2 separate regions of the Mus musculus genome follow, and region 2 is linked to region 1. The links are chromatin loops, found by intact Hi-C in ENCODE. Cell type or tissue: left cerebral cortex. All regions are shown on one strand. Each heading gives the region's core, and the rest is flanking DNA. Links, peaks and the distances in the headings are about the cores only. Region 1 overlaps Dab1 (disabled 1). Region 2 overlaps Dab1 (disabled 1).

Evidence for each region. Peaks named below come from ENCODE experiments on the same cell type or tissue, not always from the same donor. Only the 100,000 strongest peaks of a DNase experiment are listed, where the experiment ranks them.
Region 2: it touches region 1 in a loop (8-fold over the local background); 3 of 42 quality-filtered maps call a loop at or near these places.

Annotation. Positions count from the first base shown.
Region 1 is chr4:104,527,605-104,537,092 of GRCm38, reverse strand. The region is part of intron 5 of Dab1 (disabled 1); the gene reads right to left. Among named protein-coding and RNA genes, the nearest start is that of C8b, 230 kb to the left of the region's middle. In left cerebral cortex, for the core only: no CTCF peak of the experiment used is centred there; a DNase peak (open chromatin) is centred at 4,023; H3K27ac peaks cover 1,222 bases.
Region 2 is chr4:104,361,199-104,370,686 of GRCm38, reverse strand. All of the region lies in intron 4 of Dab1 (disabled 1), which reads right to left. Among named protein-coding and RNA genes, the nearest start is that of Gm36661, 340 kb to the right of the region's middle. In left cerebral cortex, for the core only: CTCF peaks have their summits at 1,716, 2,044 (motif pointing right), 3,647 (motif pointing right) and 7,580 (motif pointing right); DNase peaks (open chromatin) are centred at 2,823, 3,155, 3,634, 3,986 and 4 more places; H3K4me3 peaks cover 3,521 bases; H3K27ac peaks cover 2,766 bases.

The sequences.
Region 1 (9,488 bases), core at 492-8,491:
AGAGAACATCTTCTAAGAGTCAGTTCTTTACCAGGGAATCAGATACAGCTCATCAAATTGGTAGCAAGTGCCTTTACCAGCTGAACTATCTTGCTGGTAGCCCCATACTTTAATCTGTACTGAAAAAAATATATAAAGCAAATATTTGTAATTTTCATGCTTTGTCAAAGCTGGCTAGTAGGTATATTGATGCTAATTAGACTATGCTCTGCAGTTATCCGTATGGTTAAACTGATTCACAAAGAACAAACAGGGTGGTTCACTGGGTTCCAAAGGAGTCTGCTTCTCAGTATGAAGTGATGCTGCCTGCAGGAGTGCAAGGCCATCTGCATCTTCCCCAAATTGTATTTCTGTTTCTAAGCCAAAGGAAATACATCCTATTACTGTCACCATCAGAGGGACTGAAGTAGCCCTCCCCCTACCCCAGGTTGGGTCACTTTGCATTACAGAAGTCTTTCAGCTGGCCTCTGTCTGAATTGAGAGCCCCTGACATGATGCCCCAAATCCATCCCCCCAATCACCAGAAGGAGGGCTTGCAAGAGACTGGCCACTGTTTGAGTTATGCACAGTTCTCGCTTTCCTTATTTGGTCTTGGTAATCAAGACTTGTTTATTGAAGCATACATTTCCCCTTGCCAGCACATGAAAAATATATGGTTATTGCATAGCCTTCCATAGTTCAGCTTTGAACTCAATGAACACCCAAGCAATCTTCCTGGTGATTACAGATGATTTCTCAAGCAACCTAAAATTGAGCTCTTTAACTCTCATTCTGACAGTGTCTATATTATCTTTTTATGCAAGCTAACAACTACCCTGAATTGTGGGAGCTACTACTCAGGGATTGCTTTAACCATTTATTTTGTTTTCAACATTGATGTGTTCTTAAAAAAAAAAAATACATGCAAAATCTCCCCCTAGAGATTACAGTTCCCATTCCTTTGGCAAAAATAAAACAGCTGCTAAAGATGTTAAATTAAATGACAACAGAGATATCAAGTGTACTTAGCAGATCTTCAAAAAAGACTGTCATTCTAATAAAGAAATAGGATTATTAAAATTAAGTGATTATATAGAACAGAACCGGCAGCATTTACAGCTTTCTATTTTGGATCTGCTGTTAACAAACTCAATCACGTTATTTTTCTTTTCTAAATAAAGAGATGTCTGGAGGCAGCATAATGTTCTCATAAAAGAACATGGACATTGAAGTCAAGCAAACCTGGAAGTTCACACTTCTGCCAGTCATGAGCTGGTGGCTCTTCAGAATTACTTACCCTGACATTCCTGCTCTCTCATCTGTCTCATGGGGACAACAAAATGTGCCTGTTTTGAGAAGCCAAGGGGTATTAGCTAAGGTGGCGAACGTAAATGCTTAGAAAAATTTACGTTGCATATTAAAAGTGAGTTCATGACTATAGACCTAGATTGCTTATCCAGAAAGGCTTGAGTTTCAGAGTCTGGATTTAACTGGATTTCAGAATATATGCAGGAGCAGAATCCCCTTGAGAATGAGATCCATGGGCATATACAGAATTTGCTGTGCTCCATCTACACTTCACTCACGTATCCTGAAGAGGATGCTGTGCAGTATGTTCAGGACAGCTGTGTGCCACTCAGTAGATCAGTTTGCAAAGTGTTTCCATGAGGCCATCATGTGAGCATGCGGAGAAGTTCCACATTTTGGAGCATTCTGACTTTGAGGTGCTCAGCCTCTGTTCTTTGTAGTTGTCATGAATGTTAATTAGTACTATGGTCATTTGACAGAGGGTTGACCCATAGGGAAAGGTTGTTATTTTTTTTAACAGATCTCCAGGTATGTATTCACGGTTGCCATACACAAGGATTTTTTTTTTTTTTTGATTTTTGGTTTTTGACATAGAGTCTCACTATGCATGCTCACATGGCCTGGAACCTTTATACCCGAGTATCCTTTGACTGTTTGGAGTACAGAGGAATACAATTTTCAGTAAGAAAGGTATATACAGCATCACACAAAATGTTAGAGAGCACTTGTCTTCCAAACTGGGCTAACTAAGATATCTTAAAACACTTATGCTGTGGAAGAATAGATCATACTTATAGTTGCCCCACAGACTAGAACTCATAGTTCCCATTTGTATTCATGGCATAGATGTAACCAACTATATGGTCACTTGCCATTTTTTTCTCTGCCAAATGGCTGCTGCTTCCACTCATCTGTGCGGCAAGGGAAACAAGACTGTCTCTGTTTGGATCTGCCTATATCAAAAACCACACTTGGTATCCAAGTCATATTGAAGGAATGACTAAGAATGAAATGGAGAACAGAGGAATTGAAGAGATGGTGTAGCATTTAAGAGCGCTGGCTGATCTCCCAGAAGACCTGGGTTTAATTGCCTCTACTTATATGGTGGGCCACAACTGTCTTTAACTACAGTTCCAGGAGATCCACACTCTCTTCTGGCTTCCTCACATATTATGCATGCACGAAGACAAAGACAGGGGGTAAGTGAATCTTAGAAAAAGAGAAGAGAAAACATGTACCTACTATATGCTAGACACTATGACCACACCAATACCATGAGTGTCTCATCAGCTACATATTAATAATGCAGAATCTGAGACCTAGATGTGTATCACTCATTATGGCTTGGTGAACCAAAGTGCCAGCCGTTGACACCATTTTGTTTAATATTCTAATTTTGTCTAACTTTGTCTAAATTGAATTCCCTTGCCTGAGACCCACCACCAAGACAGCATGTGTTCTGTTTGGAGAAAGGGAAGGTAAATAGACCCTCTAGGAGAAAGGCCATTCAAGAAAAACAGCAGATGTGACTTCTGATTTCAGTAGCCTCCATTCTGATATCAGATGTCAATCAGGTCTTGGTCTCTATAGCTCTGCCTTAGCTGCTGGCTCACTGGCTGGGTGTTTTATTGGTCTTGGACTTGCCATTTCTCCACAGTGTTATTGTAACATCCCTACATGATAACACTTCACAGAGTAACTGAGGATGAAGTATGCTTCTGGGCTCTGGGTTCTCTCTATATGCTCAATGGCCATGGTCGTACATGCCTTCTCAGACAATGTGATGTCCAGACTGGCTAATACTTGAGGTTCATATAACATAAAAGCTCTATAAGAAACTAACGTCTAGGGGACTGGTGAGCCAAAGGACAGTAAATCTATGATTTCTACTATAATAACACAGGTATGGCACAGTCAAAGGCAATGGCCATTTGTTCTTACACAGATAATATGCAATGGTTTCTTTACAGACTTCAAGGATAGCCCAAATTCATTACTTCAGCCAAGCTTTATTAGTAAATATTTACTATACAGTTGCTACCCGCAGGACACTGTGCTAAGCAAGAAGCATGCAGGAAGAACAAGACAGGTGATCACGGACATCCTCAATGTACTCTGGGCTCCGACAGCTTACATATATCTTGGAGGGAATGTAAACACATTCTCTTCGTTTTAGAGAGGAAACAGACCCAGATGCTAAAGAGCTAGTGGATGCAGACTCCCTTCCACCTTGCAATCAGAAGCCCTATCCAGTCCAGCAGATGGCGGCCATTTGAACAGCAGCATGTGCACTGTCATTTATTAGATACCATGAAGGCAGAGTATTACAGGCTTGGCATTTGGGGAATGGGGAGTTCTCAGCTCTCATATCCATTGTCAGAAGCTCCAGTAGATGCCACATAAACTGATTTGACAGACTCATGCTATTTCTTTGTAAAGACACTGGGGTCCATATAAATATTTTAGAATGGGACCATCATTAGCATACCCATGTCTGGTAGACAACCATGTGTCCGAGGGATTCCACTTGCCTTCCTTTTTCTTCAAGAAGGTTTTCATTGTGTGGCATATTAGGAGTAGCACTGTTCTGAGAAAGGAAACTTTTAAAAATAAATCTGAGTGGGAAACAAGAGAGGCACCAAGCATGCCCACTCCTGAGACTGCAAAGATGATCCGAAAGCCAGCACTCCTGGTTGGGAACCCACTTTGAGCTCGAATGTTCTTTTCATGCTCAGTCTTTATCTGCCTGTCCCCCACAGCTCAGCCCACTCAGGAAGGATTCACCATCTCCATAAGGCAGCTTTGTTTCTGCTCCTATTCTTAACCAGCTTATTTTAAACCCTTTGCTGTCAGGTGGAAAACACGGCTCCTCGGCAGAGTAAGAAAAGAAAGGAACTATGTGCCTGTAGGTGACTGGGGAGAGAGGATGCTAACAGCTGATTCATAAGCCCTGAAAGGTGTCTGATGTAGTTATAGGGTTTGCTCTGTTAGCCATTAAAACAAGGTGATGGATGGAGATGAGGAAATGGGTTCACCACAAACTACTCCAAGGTCAAAGAGACTGAAGCTAAGAGTTTAGCCCAGCATCCTCAGGACGTCAGAAACAGGCAACTGTTACAACACTGCTATACCTTGTATCATGTATCAAGGGAGCATCTGCAAAGTGGCAAGGGAGCCCTACTCCAGATGCAAGTGTGATTATAAGGACTCCAGATTCAAGGACGTCATTCCTACAGTAGTGACCATACATTCCTATGCTGGACCATAAAAAACATTCATGAAGCATCTAAACTATAATTAGCTGGGACCAACCCTGGTCTTAGATCCTGACAACTGAGGTCAGAATGTAAGAATCTTTATTCTCGGAGGTTCCATGGATAGCTCCACTGTACATTTATGATTCTGGACCGTGAGCCTTCAGAAGAAGCGGCTCTTCTTATGTGTTTGCTCCTTGACTTTCACCAGCTCCATGGCTTTCAGCATGCAAGTTACTCATTTGAAGCCTTAGTTTACTACTTATCACATGAGTGTGATGTATAAAATCAAGTTATGTGTGTGTGTGTGTGCGGGTGTATGTGTGTACACATGTGTGCTGATGTATGTGTGCAACAAGTACATGTATGGAGGTCAGATATCAACCTCTGGTGTTGTTCCTCAGGGTGAGTAACTATTATTTTTCTCTAGGCCTTATGACTTACCCATAGTCTAAGTTATCTGGATAGTGGGTCATGGTTATTTTCTGCCTCTGCCTCCCTAACTAAGGGATTACAGGCATGTGCCATCACCTTCAGCTTTTTATGTGGGTTCTAGAGACTCACAGTCAAGGCATGGCAAGTACTTTACACACTAAGTTATCTCTTAGGACGAAGAAGTAATTTATAAGTGCTTCTGAGAGTGTATCAAGTATTTCATAGTCTTCCTTTCATTTGTTTTTCCCACAAAATTATCCTACCGGGTTGTGACCCAATATTGCCATTTCAAGTTCTTTCTTGAAAATTGTGCAGATGAATCACAAAACACAATTCATAATGTTGTAAAGATGTTTACAGTTCTGTGTTGGGCTGTGGTCATAGCTGTCCTTGGCAGTCTGGGGTTGGATATGCCCAATCAGGGCTATGGTGTGCTACAAACTAATACAACACATTTGTATTAGTTTTGTTTTGCCCATATAACAAATCACTGAAGACTTATCAGCTTAAACCAATGCCCATGCACCATTCACAACTCTAAAGGTCAGGAGTGCAGTCAGGCTCAATGGGGCCCAACATTGGGGTCTCACTGGGCTGAAGTCAAGCCGTTGGCCATGCTGGGCCCTTGCCTGGAGGCTCTGGAAAAGCACTCACTCTCAGGCTCTGACTGATTTGGCAGAATTCAGTTCCTGTGATTGCTGGACTGTTGTCCCCACTTCTCACAGTAAGCTGAGGGTACCACTGGCTATTCTCACAGGCTACCCATGGTCCATTTAACATGGCCTCTCCGGGTTCGAGCTAGCAATAGCAAGCATTCTCAAATGCACTAAATCTCACTGATACATGCCATTAAATAAATCTGTTGAAGGACTTCATGTGGTTGAAAGAAGCTACTAAGTAGTTGTTCTGCTTTTAAGCCAACTAGAGCACCATTTATCATATTCACAGCACCTCTGCAGAACCATTTTAGAAATACTTCCTAATAGGGGATGTCCAACAGTATGAGTGGGAGCACCCTTGGACCAGTAGCTGCAGGGCAGGGATGACTATGAACTCCATTCTTTCTTCTGGGTGTTTATGTGCAAGGCACTTAATGTCTTTGGGCTTCAATCATAAGAAAAATGGTGGGCACTAATTGATTTCCTCGTGGAGAGATATGGGAGGATTTACTAACATCACACCCATGAGGCAGACTAGCTTAATGCCTGGAATATTGTAGGTCCTCAAAAAATTATCTTTGGTTCTGAAAGATAAGATAGATTTTTCTAATGACAGCATCATTTCCATATTGAGGATTCCAGTGGGAGATAAATGCAGTAGAGTTTATAATGGGAAATTAAGGCTCAACAAATGTAAGGCTCGAGTAATTGTTACAATGCCCTCATTAAATGAGAGCAGAGTCCAAACCAGGATCTGCCTTAGTTCCTAGTACTGAAACTTCTACTAGGAACTTTAAACAAACAAGTTCCCTATGCATGCTTGAATCACAGCCGCTACAGTAAGCACAATTTAATGGCTTGCATTTTAATCCCCTTAACACTAAACTAGCAGAATACTGTAGACTCATCACAATGCAAGCGGCCCACCTTGCCACAGTATGCAGAGCTTGGAATTTATGGCCCACTTCATTAGGAGTACACACAGAGCCTATTAGCAACATCTGTCTAAATAGAAGCCAGTTTGTCTCCTTATCTCCTGACCTACATTATTCTTAGAATGATTAACTCATGCTAGGGAGTGGGGCCCTAGTGTCTAGGCTAACACCACAAGTTCAAAGGTATAGGTTCTGAACAGACATAATGATTCCCCAGGGTTTGAAAAGAAATGCCAGGGTTGGGGACTTGGGCTAGCAAGCATTCTAGTCTTCATGTGGCCTATGGAGGAGGCTGTTTACCACTCAAGTCACTAGGTCAGTCAGTCAGTCAGTCAGTCAGTCAGTCAGTCAGTCAGTCAGTCAGCTAGCCAGCCACTCACTCACTCACTCACTCACTCACTCACTCACTCGCTCACTCAGCCCTGTGTTTAAAAAGCAGCCACCTTACTCCTGTGAGAAGCGACTCAGTCCTGGTGCAAGCTGCCACTCTGTTTTATCCATGGGGTGTTCAAGGAGGGGATGGAGTCAGAGTCAGCCCTTAGGTGCTCACATTCAAGTAGGAGGAACAGAAACAGATGATCACAGGAAGATCTTAGGAGTGCTACAGGAGAGCCATATGAGCAAGGAAAGAGTGTAGCCATTCATGTAGACGTTCACCAGGGTCTTGAAGGACCACACAGACTGGTTAAGGAAGAAGGGGGAAAGGAAGGGATGCATTGTAGGCAAAGATCTGGAAGAGTCAAACGTCAGGACCTGACTAATAACTGACAAGTTCAGGGCAACAGTGATAACATAGCAATGGGAATGACGCCTTAGCGAAAGAACAGGATAGTGGCCTCACACATAAGGGCCTACCTTGTCTACAAAGGTCAGTCCTGATATTTTAAAGAACTCAGTACTTATTCCAGAGTATATAGAGTCAAATTAAAGGGACAGAGCTTTAGTAAGACATTGATGTCACAGGACCTAAAAGGCTCTGGCACATTAAGATACATTCTAAGGGAACTGAGTTGTAGGGTAGACCCCAAAGGACTTGCTCTGATGGCAGAAATGTTGACTGTTATTTACTGAGGCAGACACTGGCTAGGGGGGTCTTGTAAGTGCACAAATTAAGTGGTACCAAGGTTTACTCTAAGTTTAAATTTTTCTAGACTAGGAGGCTGATGGCTACTGTCCTAGAAAACATGGTGCTGAGATTTTCTTCATCTCCCAGTCACTTGGGGATAAAACCGAGTTTCCCTTGGGGGTACATTTTTGATATCCTTTTTATTGGCTGTCATCACTGGGTGTACAAGAGGACTGTTTCCACTTGAGAGTTGGCAAGAAGACCATCTGTTGAAAGAGTCAAGCACTTTTCCCATGGGGAAGCATTTCATCTTTTCCTAAGGAAGCCTTACAATGAGCCACAAACCATTTCCAGGATGTTTATTTAATACCCCAGAGGTAAACCAAGCAGAGACAGGAATGAAGGGGAGTTTGTTACCTTTTCATCCCAAGGTCAGGCTCAATGGGAATTTTTTTCTTTGTCTCTTTTGTTTCCAAAACATCACACCTCCCCACCCCATCTTTTAATGCTAACTAGTTAACCCAAAAACTACTTATAATTTTTTTCTAAGATCCGTAACTATAAGAAATGACCTTTGGGCTATTAAATGTTCCTCCATGATAGAGAGCTTGCTTTGTATGCCATAACTACATCTTTAGTACAGAAAGAAAAATTAGATAAAAGGGAAGGAGGGAGGGGCTGGGAGAGGAAAAACAAGAGCCCTTTAAGGAAAACACAATAAACCAGCCAGCACATAGCAGCACTTTGTGATTTAGGAAATACAAAGTTATGCGCTCAGAGCCTCGATCCCAAAAGACTTCAGGTTTCAAACCAGTTTTCCCATTTTACATAAGATAAAAATTCCATGAGAAAAGAAGAGCTTCTCTAAGATACAAAGTCACCTGGGAGCATTTTGTCTCAAACACCAAATAAACCTAAAATTTATATATTATACAGCAATCTAAACCAATGCCAAGATGGATTCTTCTTAGAGCATAAATAGCAGATTAGATCTGGACGTAGGATATAAAACATCTAGCCTTCACAGAGCAAGGGGTGGCTTGCTGCCAGGTGGAGGAGTTCAGCTTGGTTCTACAGAAGATAGAAGCAAAAGTTTGGGAAAGAAGAGACATGATCCTAAACCAATATGTCAAGGCCAGAACTAAGCACAGTGCTATAATTCCTGGGCCCATGACAACAGCATCACTGCCTATAAAGGCGTTCAAATGCATATTCTATGTCTTGCCCTGGAACCCCTGAATTACAAATACTGGGTGTCTATTTCTGATTTTCTTTAACAATCTGTTCTGCTGGCACCAGAGCAGGCTAGAAAGCAGCACAGGAGAGAAGAGAACTCTGTGGTCCTCAAGCCTCATGTCTGGTCGACAAAGGAAGACCACATCTCTACTACTAGATTTCAGTACCTGCTCATTCTGAAACAGGTTCACACTGCTGCTCTTGGTGAACCAGGGACCTGATGAGTGAGGTCAAGAGTGAACTCCCTGTGTGATCTGAGCATCACCGTCCTCTCTAGCCACCCTTCTTTCTTGTATCCTAAAGGGACCTCAGACTAGGTTCCAGCCAGTACCACAGTAGTTTGACCATCAGTCAGAGTAAAGAGAAACCTAACTATGCACTCGTGTACAATATTCACAAGTGTTCCTGGGGTTCAGGCCTTGGATTGAGAAGGAGAGTATAAACTACCTTTTTTATGGCTGAATAACATTCTTCTTTACCTACAAATATTAATAGTACAGGAAAGTTTCTTTGTAGCCCACTGTGTTTTGGAAATGATGCATTTCACTAAAATCCAGGCCCTCGAAACTCATGCCCCCCCTCATCCCCCACTTCCATCAGTACCAGCCACCCTTAT
Region 2 (9,488 bases), core at 493-8,492, 170 kb after region 1:
GTGTACATCTTTTGTCACTAGTGAGCTCTGTAAGATTTAGTGAGTCCTATGCAACCCTTCAAGTTTCTGACAACAGCCTTTAATGCGTACTATCTGTTCCGGTGCCATCTAAACAGCATCAACTCTGCTTCTCTGCTTTATGTTTGACTTGAGTGAATTATCAAAATGAAGTGCTGCCTCGAATAGATTCTTCATCTGTCTGCAGCATGGCTCCAAGCCTCAAAAACCCACCAAATGCAATGTTTAGATGGGTACATGATCGTGAACCAAGCCAAAGGCCCACCTGCTTAAAATAAAATGACTTCGGAGGGCAAAGGGGACTGAAGCATCAGGTTCCTCTGTGACTCTGGGGAGGGACCAGCAAGTGATGGAGCCTCTCATCTCTGCAGCCTCACACAATGGAGCTCCTTGCAAACAGGACATACTGTGAAAACAGCCTGTGAGCTGAGCTTCATCAACAATAAGCAGATTTTAAAATCTATTCAGATTTTATTGTTGAGTACACTGAACATGATTAAATGTTTCAGATAAGCAAACTACCACCAAAAAAAGAATCATGACAAATAAGAAACATATAGGATCCTCCTACTAAAAATCACGTTCCAAATCTGCTTTTAGATTTAATGGCCAAGTTCATGAGTAAAAGAATGTACCCACTTGAGAGCTACCCAGTTCCCAGGAATATAGTAACATGTTGTCGCTTCCCCCACGTTGGCCTCTTCTCTCCCGCTGCAGATCCTGCGTTGTCAAATAGTTACAAAGTCACATCGCTTTCACATCACTGCATTTTGAACTTCCTAAACCTCTACGAGAGCCCGTGTGTATGGAAAAGAACAATAGCACTTCAAAAGCCATTTCTGAGAGTTCTTCAATACTCCATTTGAATGCTAGGGTTTCAATCAAGGACAGCAGCAGACAATTTGATTGCTTAGAAGTTGACTTTTATACAGCTTTGATTAGGTCGCCCAGCTCAATGGGAAATCAAGAAAATCTTTGATCCCTTTCAGTCTCTAGAAGAGCCACGAAGCCTTGTCAAGATAGGGAGGAAAAGAGATGGGAAGGGGGCGTTTGTCTAACCTCACCCCATAGCACATCTCTCTTTTTCGCTGTGCAACTCAGGATTCCATCCAGAATTGCTCATCTTGGAGATAATAAAAAACAATGGGTGCTAATTCAGGGGGTGGGATGGTTTATAATTTTATGGATTTCCCGAAGACCCATAATTGGCACATGAATGTACAAGCGTGAACTGGATAATTAGAAGGTTCTGAACGTAAGCCACCTTTAATTTATATGATTACTTTGCAAACATGTTAAGTGTTGGGAAGTGTCAGTAGAGCCCCCACAAAGCCTTCATTCAAAACCATCAACATTGTGAAAGTGTGTCTAATGGGCCAGCTCCACAAGGAAATCAGAGAAGGGGGAAGCAGTGGCAAGGATGCTCTCACCTCCGGAGTTTGGCACTGGGAGGCATTGTGGCATCCTTTAGGAGGCCTCTGAGCAGAGAATGGCGATCCAGCCTCCGCAATCTCTCCTCCACTCCGAGCTCTCTTTCTTTTCTTTCTTTTTTTTTCTTTCTTTCTTTTCTTTCTCTCCTCCCTCCCTTCCCCCTCCCTCTCCGCCCCCCCCCCTCCGCCCCTCCACGCGGCCACGAATCCTGCCTCAGAAACACATTTCCGAACTAGCACTTGCCCGCGCCGCGGCGCTCTCCAAGTCTCCAGCTCCCGACAGTCGCCTAGAGCCCTGGGCTCCCCGCCCCCATACCATTCCTTCACTCTCATAGCCCAGGCGGAAATACCCCGCAGACCCCCAACAATGAGGACTTGTGTGATGCAGATGGGGGTTGGGGCGGGTTCCCAACGTGAAAGGGCGTGCAGGGTGGACTACTAGACCGTGTGGCAGCCTAGCCGCACCAGTTTGCAAAGCAGCTTTCTCTGCCCACCCCGCCGAGTCCACTAACACCAACCCCAAAAGAAATAGAGAAAGAAAGAAAAAGCGCCTTTAAAAGTGCAGTAAAGACTCACCCTCCCACCAGGGGTCACAAGCATACTCTGCGGGATGCAGACAGCAGAAGCAGTGACCAGCAGGGTGTGGAAATACACTTTGTAGAATCACCAAGTACCTTCCGGGAGCCTTAACACAAAACTACCCCTAAATCAGGACTCCCTGACTCCAGGCTCCTTTGGTGGCTTGGACTGAATCGTAGGGCTCCTTTACAAGACTAACCATAAAGAATCAAAGTTTCCCCAGCATGAAAAATCCTTATCTTGCGTTCGAGAGAGTAGGGTACAGAGTTATGGTAGAAGAGGGCCGGATGCGAGGGGAGTGGCGGGTGACCAAGGGCCTGAGGACTGAATAGTGGAGGGAGCGCGACGGGGAACACCTGGTCGCAGGACCCGAAGAAAGGTTTCGGTCCAGCGCCGGTGTCTGCGGAAAGGGTTGGCTTGATTGGGATGGGTCCAGTTAATGGAGTGGTCGAGGCAGAGCCAAAGCGCTGCTGTGATGTAGGGAAGTGCAGGTTCCGCGGAGTGGGGAAGAGGTCCGACCCGCGGGTAGCACCAGCAAGACAGGGAGGAAGCTTAGGGAGAACTCCGCAGGTTCTAGAGTGGGAGAAGGCAGCCTTGGGTGGCTAGAGCCGCAGGAGAACACAGGGGGTCTCGGGTAGGCAAGCCTAAAGAGAGGATCCCGAGTGTTCAGAAGTAGGACGAAGGAAGTGGGGACCAACCGGAAAGGAGACGCAGGGTAGCTTCCCAAGCAAGTGGTGGGAGATGATAGAAAACTGCGGCACTCGCTAGTGCACGGCACCTCGCGCCAAACTCCCTAGAGAAGCGCCCCGAAAGCCTTCCTCCGTACCCGGGCTCGCGGGCCCCAGCCGAGCTACCCGGGCTCGCGGAAGCCGGGTGTCCCCGCGGGCCACCTGCGCCCGCTCAACTCGGGGTCCCCCGCGTGCCCCCCGCCGCGCCTCTCACCTCGGCTCCCCCGGAGCATCCTCCTTGGCTGCCGCAGCCGCCCGGGACACGGCTCTCCATGCCCTGCGGGCGGCCGCACTCAAACGCGCTCTCCAGCCCGGGGAAGCCCGGGTGAGCGCCGAGCTGGGTCCATCCTCCCCGGGAAGCGACGGGCGCGCGTCAGAGCAGGGGGAGGAGACCAGCCCCCGTGCGGTGCGCAGACCCGCCTCCTCCCGCGGCCCCCGCCCCGCGCCAGCCCCGCCGCTCACCTGCCACTGAGCGTCCCAAGCCCTTCCTCGCCGGCTCCCTCTCCCGCCAGGGCGCTCTGTTCGCCGCCGGAACGCGTTCCGAGCGACAGCTCAGCGGAGTCGCCGCGGCGCCGACGAAGGGGAAGAGCCAACGAGCAGGCGAGCGGGGGCGCCGCGGCTCGCGGTCGCGCTCCTCCAGCCCCCTCGCTCGCCCCCCATCCCGGGAGTAGAGACCGATCGGAGCGAAGAGCTTGGGGTCCCCGCCCTGCGGTTCGTCGCAGGGGGTGGGGTTGGGGGTTGCGCTGGGAGCCCGCCACGCTCCTAGGCAGCCGCTGCAGCCCCCTCTAGGACTCTGCTGATTCTCCAGCGCCTGCTTTTAGCCAAGCCTCTATGCTCACAAGTAGACGGGCGCAGAGCCAAGCGGAGGCCGCGCGAGCTTCTTGCCCCGAGCCCCTTGGCAGAAGGGGGCGTCCTCTCCCAGCCGCCCAGGCCGGCTCCAGCCCGCCTTTTATTGCCGCTTCCCAGGCAAAGTTGTTCCGCACTTGTCACTATTTCAATCCGCTCTAGGCAGCCTCCTGTGCCCCTGAGGGCACGCAGGCCCCAGTTAACTTGTTTTCCCTACTCCATTCTTAGAATGCAGGGCAGTAGACCCTCCTGTAAATTAGAACCTGTTGTGCTGAAGAAGGCTCTTCGGGTCCTACCTTACAAAAAGATCTCAGGAACACCGAGTGGCAAAAAATAATTGGATTAGTCGGAAATTCTTCCACCTTGAGATTGGATTCGGCTTTGTCAACGCCAGTGTGGCACGCATGTCTCCAGAGGCTTGAAAGCTTGGTGGGAAGGGGGAGTGTGAAAATCACCTACTGCCTGTCTCTGGGAGCCTGGTGCCTGAGAGCAAAGGAAGAGAACCAAATACTTGCTTTAAGTTTACTCTTCTTTTGAGGGGTCACACTCCTGCCCTCCAGCTGAGCGATAATAAAGCTAAAGCGGTGGCTTGTTTTGGGGGCTTTTCTTGGGGAGGGGGATTTTTTCTTGTAGCTTCTGTTATTCACCCATGAAAATTTAATGATGCATTTAGGGTTATTACCTCTAGAGTCAATGGGCTAAAAATATTTAGCCTAATGCACTGCTTGTGGAGTCAGTAGGTCCGTGGCTGGTTTGTACAAAGTCATCTGGAGACCCTCCCTTCCTCCACAAAATTCACGAGCCATTACACTTATCCCATAATAACAGCTCTGTACAAATGGAGGCCCTGCAAAACTTGGCTGTCAGGCACCTCTGAAAAGATAGCAATTTACATAGAGACAAGAAAAAAAAAAAGTCCTGAGGTCATAGGCAGGATGAAATCTACTGAGAAGGGCTGATCGGAAGAAATTTCCCACAACTTGGCAGAGAGGTTCCATTCTTGATGGTTTCTGTCTACCTCTGGGTGGCTGTCAGTCTAAAGGTGGGACCAGGGAACCTCCACCGGATTTCTCTCCAACTTTTACAAAAGTTCTGGAAAGTGGGAGGAGTTGGGCACCAGGTTCTACACCCAGTGTGAAGTTGAGATTGGCTGGAACGACTCAGCTGTGATCAAGAAAACATTTTTACTTCCATTGTTTACAAAGAGAAGTCCCTGGAGTCTGAACTCAATACCAAGAAAAGAGAAATTTTAGACCTCGCAGAGGAAATAAGTGAGAGTATAGTTGAGTGTTAGTCATTTCTACAGGCTAGTAAATGCCAGACCTTAGGTAAGCTCGAGTAAATCTGACTTTTTACAGACTCTACCACAACAAAATCTAAACTTCCCCGATTTAGGGACAGCTTTGAAACATCCACATACATGCCTTTTAAGAGTTCATGTCTGAGGTCTGACCTGTAGCTGTCTCCTGCCTCCTGTCTTCACCTGACTTTGCCACTACAGACACCAGAGGGAACTGGCAAACTCAGTTTGCCAAGCCATACAATGTATAAGAACGTAAAACTATCTCTAGTCAGTGTTGGACAAAGTCTACCGTGGAAACTGGGCAAATTCCCATGAAATCCAATGGGGGCAACAAGACACAGCTGTTCCTATCTCCAGCCTGGAAGAAAGTATGATGTATAGGCACAAGCTGCCCACTATGGGCCTCAGGGCCTTCCTGGTTAAACTGAACCAAATTTAAAGGGATATTTTGCCACTCAGCTAAATGTCAAGAAATAGCTCATCTGAAAGATAAGGTGTGGGGCTTTACTGCTGTTATTTTGAAAATACCAATGTGATTTGTATTAAGTATGGCATAAAGAAAAAAATCAATAAATGTGCTTTCATCATGTAATCTGAGAAGCAGCAAGATAATAAGAATAGCAGAGGCTGTATATATTACTTAATCCATTCTGAGTAGTTTGAGGTATTTCTCATACAACCTTTACAATATGGACTTGGAAATCTGTTGGCCTTCTTTGCCTCTGGCAGGCCATCTCTCTGTGCTTCTCTGGTGGTAAACACTTCACTCACGAGATTGCAATGAGCCCTAAATGGGGTAGCAGGCAGAAGCACAACCCAGTAGACATTGGTTCTCTTCCCAAAATACGTCCAAGTAGTTCATTTTGATTCGCCACATTTTGGCGGGGTTTCTTCTGTCCATCAAGGTCTATGTTAAAAGCTCTGTCCATTTATGACAGAGACATAGCATAAGTAACACAAATTGGGAAAAAAAGGCAAGCTACTGAATATATGCCATCCACCCTCACGTGATTGATGTCATCTGTCTTCCTGTGATCCTTGTGACAGGCACTCGGGGTCAGTTAACACAACTGACCCCAGGATTGGAAACCAGACCTGTGGTTACCTGCCATAAATTCAGTGAGTGATAGCCACTCCCCCAAAGGGAAGAACACAGAGCGGTGCCTTCTGTAACTTGTATACTATTTAAATCCGGTTTATTCCTAGCAGTTTTCAAATACATGTCTGTTTTGATAGTGGGTTATGGCCTCTAAGTTTGGGAGTCTTTTCTTACAGATCAATGCTGAATAGTTGGCAAGTAAGTCGTGTGTATATTTAAGGTGCACAATGTGATGTTTTGACATATGTTCACATTGTGAAATGATTAGCACTATCAAGATAATTAGCATATTTATTGCCTCACATAGTAGATTTTTTTTTACATGTGTGATAAGCTCACTTCAGATCTAGCCCCTAGCAAATGTCAAGTGTAGAGTACATTATTATTAGATGTGCCTAACTCACCCTGTGGTACACAGACCTCCAGAACGTATAACAAAGGTTAACACCTTTGACAAGAATCTCTCTATTTTTTTAACCCTGTAACTCCTGGACACTACCATTCAACCCTGATCTTGTGACCCTGTCTTGTTTAGAATATATATATATATATATATATATATATATATATATATACATATATATATATGCTGTCATGCTCTGTATCTTGTCTTTCTGTGCCTGGCTTATCTTGTAGCGCAGTGCAATTGAGCATTGTGTTGTCACAAATGGCAGATTCACTTCTTTTTAAAGCTTAATAATATTCCATTTTAGAAGCACACACGCTACTTTTTCTTAATCCGTGATCAACACTGATTGACATTCCATTGATTTTATTATGAATCTGCTGAAATGAACAAGGACATTCAGACACTTCCCAGAGAGAATCAGTTCATTCCTTAGATTTACATACGTGGAAGGGAGCTCTACTTTTGGTTTTTGAAGGATCTCTGTAGTGTTTTCCAAAATAGGTGGATTAATTCACAATCCCACCGGCAGTCAATGGGGCATGGACTTCCTTCTTTACCAATAATGGTTATAATCTAGTTTTTTTTTTTCTTTTTGTATTAGCCATTGCAGCAGGTTGCAATTCTACCTCCTTGTGTGTTTGATTCAAGTCTGGGAACCTTGCTCATTCCTGTTGCTATCCCTGTCTCCTTATGGGGGAAAAATCCGCTCTATTCAGATCCTTTACCATCCAGTGGACACGCTGGTAACGCCTCGCAAGGGAATCCTTTGAGTTCTTTACATGTCTTGGGCACTAGGCGCTTATCTTTCTAGCTGTTCCCTTACCTCAACGTTCCCTTTCCATGACACTGATGGTTCCTTAGGCTACGGAAAGGCTTTTGGATCCGAAGCAGCCCACTTTGCTAATGTCTTTTGTCGCCTCTCCCTCTGGTGTCCATTTGTTTGTTTGTTTACTTGTTTGTCTTTTAAAAAAAATCATTGGCAAGACCAAATATCAAAAATGTTTAGCCAGAGGTTTTGGTCTCAAATTTTTATGGTTTGGGTCTTATAGTTAAGTTCTAATCCAGTTTGAATTGGTTTTACATAAAGTTTAAGAGAAGTTTGATTTGATCTTTCTTTTTTTTTTTATTATTTATTATATGTAAGTACACTGAAGCTGTCTTCAGACACTCCAGAAGAGGGCGCCAGATCTCGTTATGGATGGTTGTGAGCCACCATGTGGTTGCTGGGATTTGAACTCCTGACCTTCGGAAGAGCAGTCGGGTGCTCTTACCCACTGAGCCATCTCACCAGCCCTGATCTTTCTTCATGGGAATATTTTCCCAGCACCATTTGCTCTATGTGTTAGCCTTTCCCCTGTGCATTCTTAGTATGTGTTCCTTTGTCTCTATGCTAGCTCTATTTTGCTTTGCCGGTCTAATCCATCCATTTTGATGAAAGTACCATATTGTTCTGATCACCATATCTCTGTAATACACTTTGAAATCAGATATGGTTGGTTCCTATTTTAGCTTATCCAGGCCTTTTGTGGTTACACATGAATTAGGATTTTTAGTAAAAGAAAGAAAGAAAGAAAGAAAGAAAGAAAGAAAGAAAGAAAGAAAGAAAGAAAGAAAGCAAGCAAGCAAGCAAGCAAGCTTGGGAAAAAGTCCACAGAATTTTGATAGGATCTGGATCTGGGCTGCTTTGGGTAGGGTAGGCACGGTGATATTAAGTCTCCCACTTGGGCTGTGTTTCCTTTAGTTTGTGCCCCTTTAATTTCTTTACTCATTGTCTTATGACTTCTGGGTAGAGATTACTCACCTCCTTGGTTAAACTGATTCCCAAGTAGTTTCTTGTTTTTTATGCTATTGTAAATGAAATCATTTGCTTAGCTTTGGAATAGTTAGTTTGGTGCAGTAGCACTCACATGCCGTGATTATGCAAATATAAATATACATCTAAAGTTCTCAGATTCATATGGTTTAAATAGTGATTAGTAGGAACACCTACCAAGCTTGTCAGAACCATCATGTACTTGAAAGACACTACTATGGAATGAGAAAAATTTCAAAGGTTAATAATGCAGAGGTACATTAAGCTTCCATATAAAGCCTTTCATAGAAGTTCTTGCCATGCTCAAAAATCTGTATTTGAGGAGAAAAAGTCTCACTCCTTTGTTTAAGAAATAAAATAAAATCAACAGCAACAATCCTCAGTGTGCCAGGCAAGTATGCTAGATATGACTGGTGTGTGTGTGTGTGTGTGTGTGTGTGTGTGTGAGAGAGAGAGAGAGAGAGAGAGAGAGAGAGAGAGAGAGAGAGAGAGAGAGAGACCTCATAAAGAAAAGGGATCAGTTTGAAACACAGTTAGGGGTCAGGTGAATGAAGGGGAAAGGCATGTCTAACCAGAGGTTCAAGCTAGAGAAACAAGTTATGTGAAAGGCAGCAGGGCATAGAGTTCTCTGTGAGGGCGCTCGTGATGGCCCTTGAGAGGCAAGCATAAAAATGTAGGGGTCTGTTTGCTATGTTTAATTTAGCATAAAGATAAAGGATCCACTTTCTTAAAGGAAACTATTTAATGTTTACTCTTTCTTTTCTGAGACACAGGTTAAAATATCTAATTGCTACTTCTTTTCTGTGGTCAAAGGGGCAATAGTAATGAAACAGAGAATGTTCTCTTTCTCCTATCCTGGCTGCCTGATTCCAGCAAAAGGCAGCATGAAGGGTGTACTAAGCTGGACTCTGCTCTCTGGCAGCTGTAAACTTTGCTCCTTCCATTTTCCAAGAGAACCTAGGGAAGGCAATGTGGGGACGGCAGTTCCTCCACCAATCTGCTCTGTGTAGCTAAATGCACACTAGAAACTAAGTAGAGAGCTTAAGAAACAAAGCAGATGTCTGATGCCTCTTAGGGGCCAACACAACACTCCAAGTTTCTCACTAATCAAGTAGGACTTAAAGTGATGTTCGTGTTTGGGAAAAAAGAAAAAGGGAGTAGATGAAAAGAGTAGAAGTGACATCAGAGTCAGAAGCACGGGACAATCACCAGCTAGGCATCCAACTCTGCAAGGATACATTGTTGCCTCCGTGCTTAAGGGAC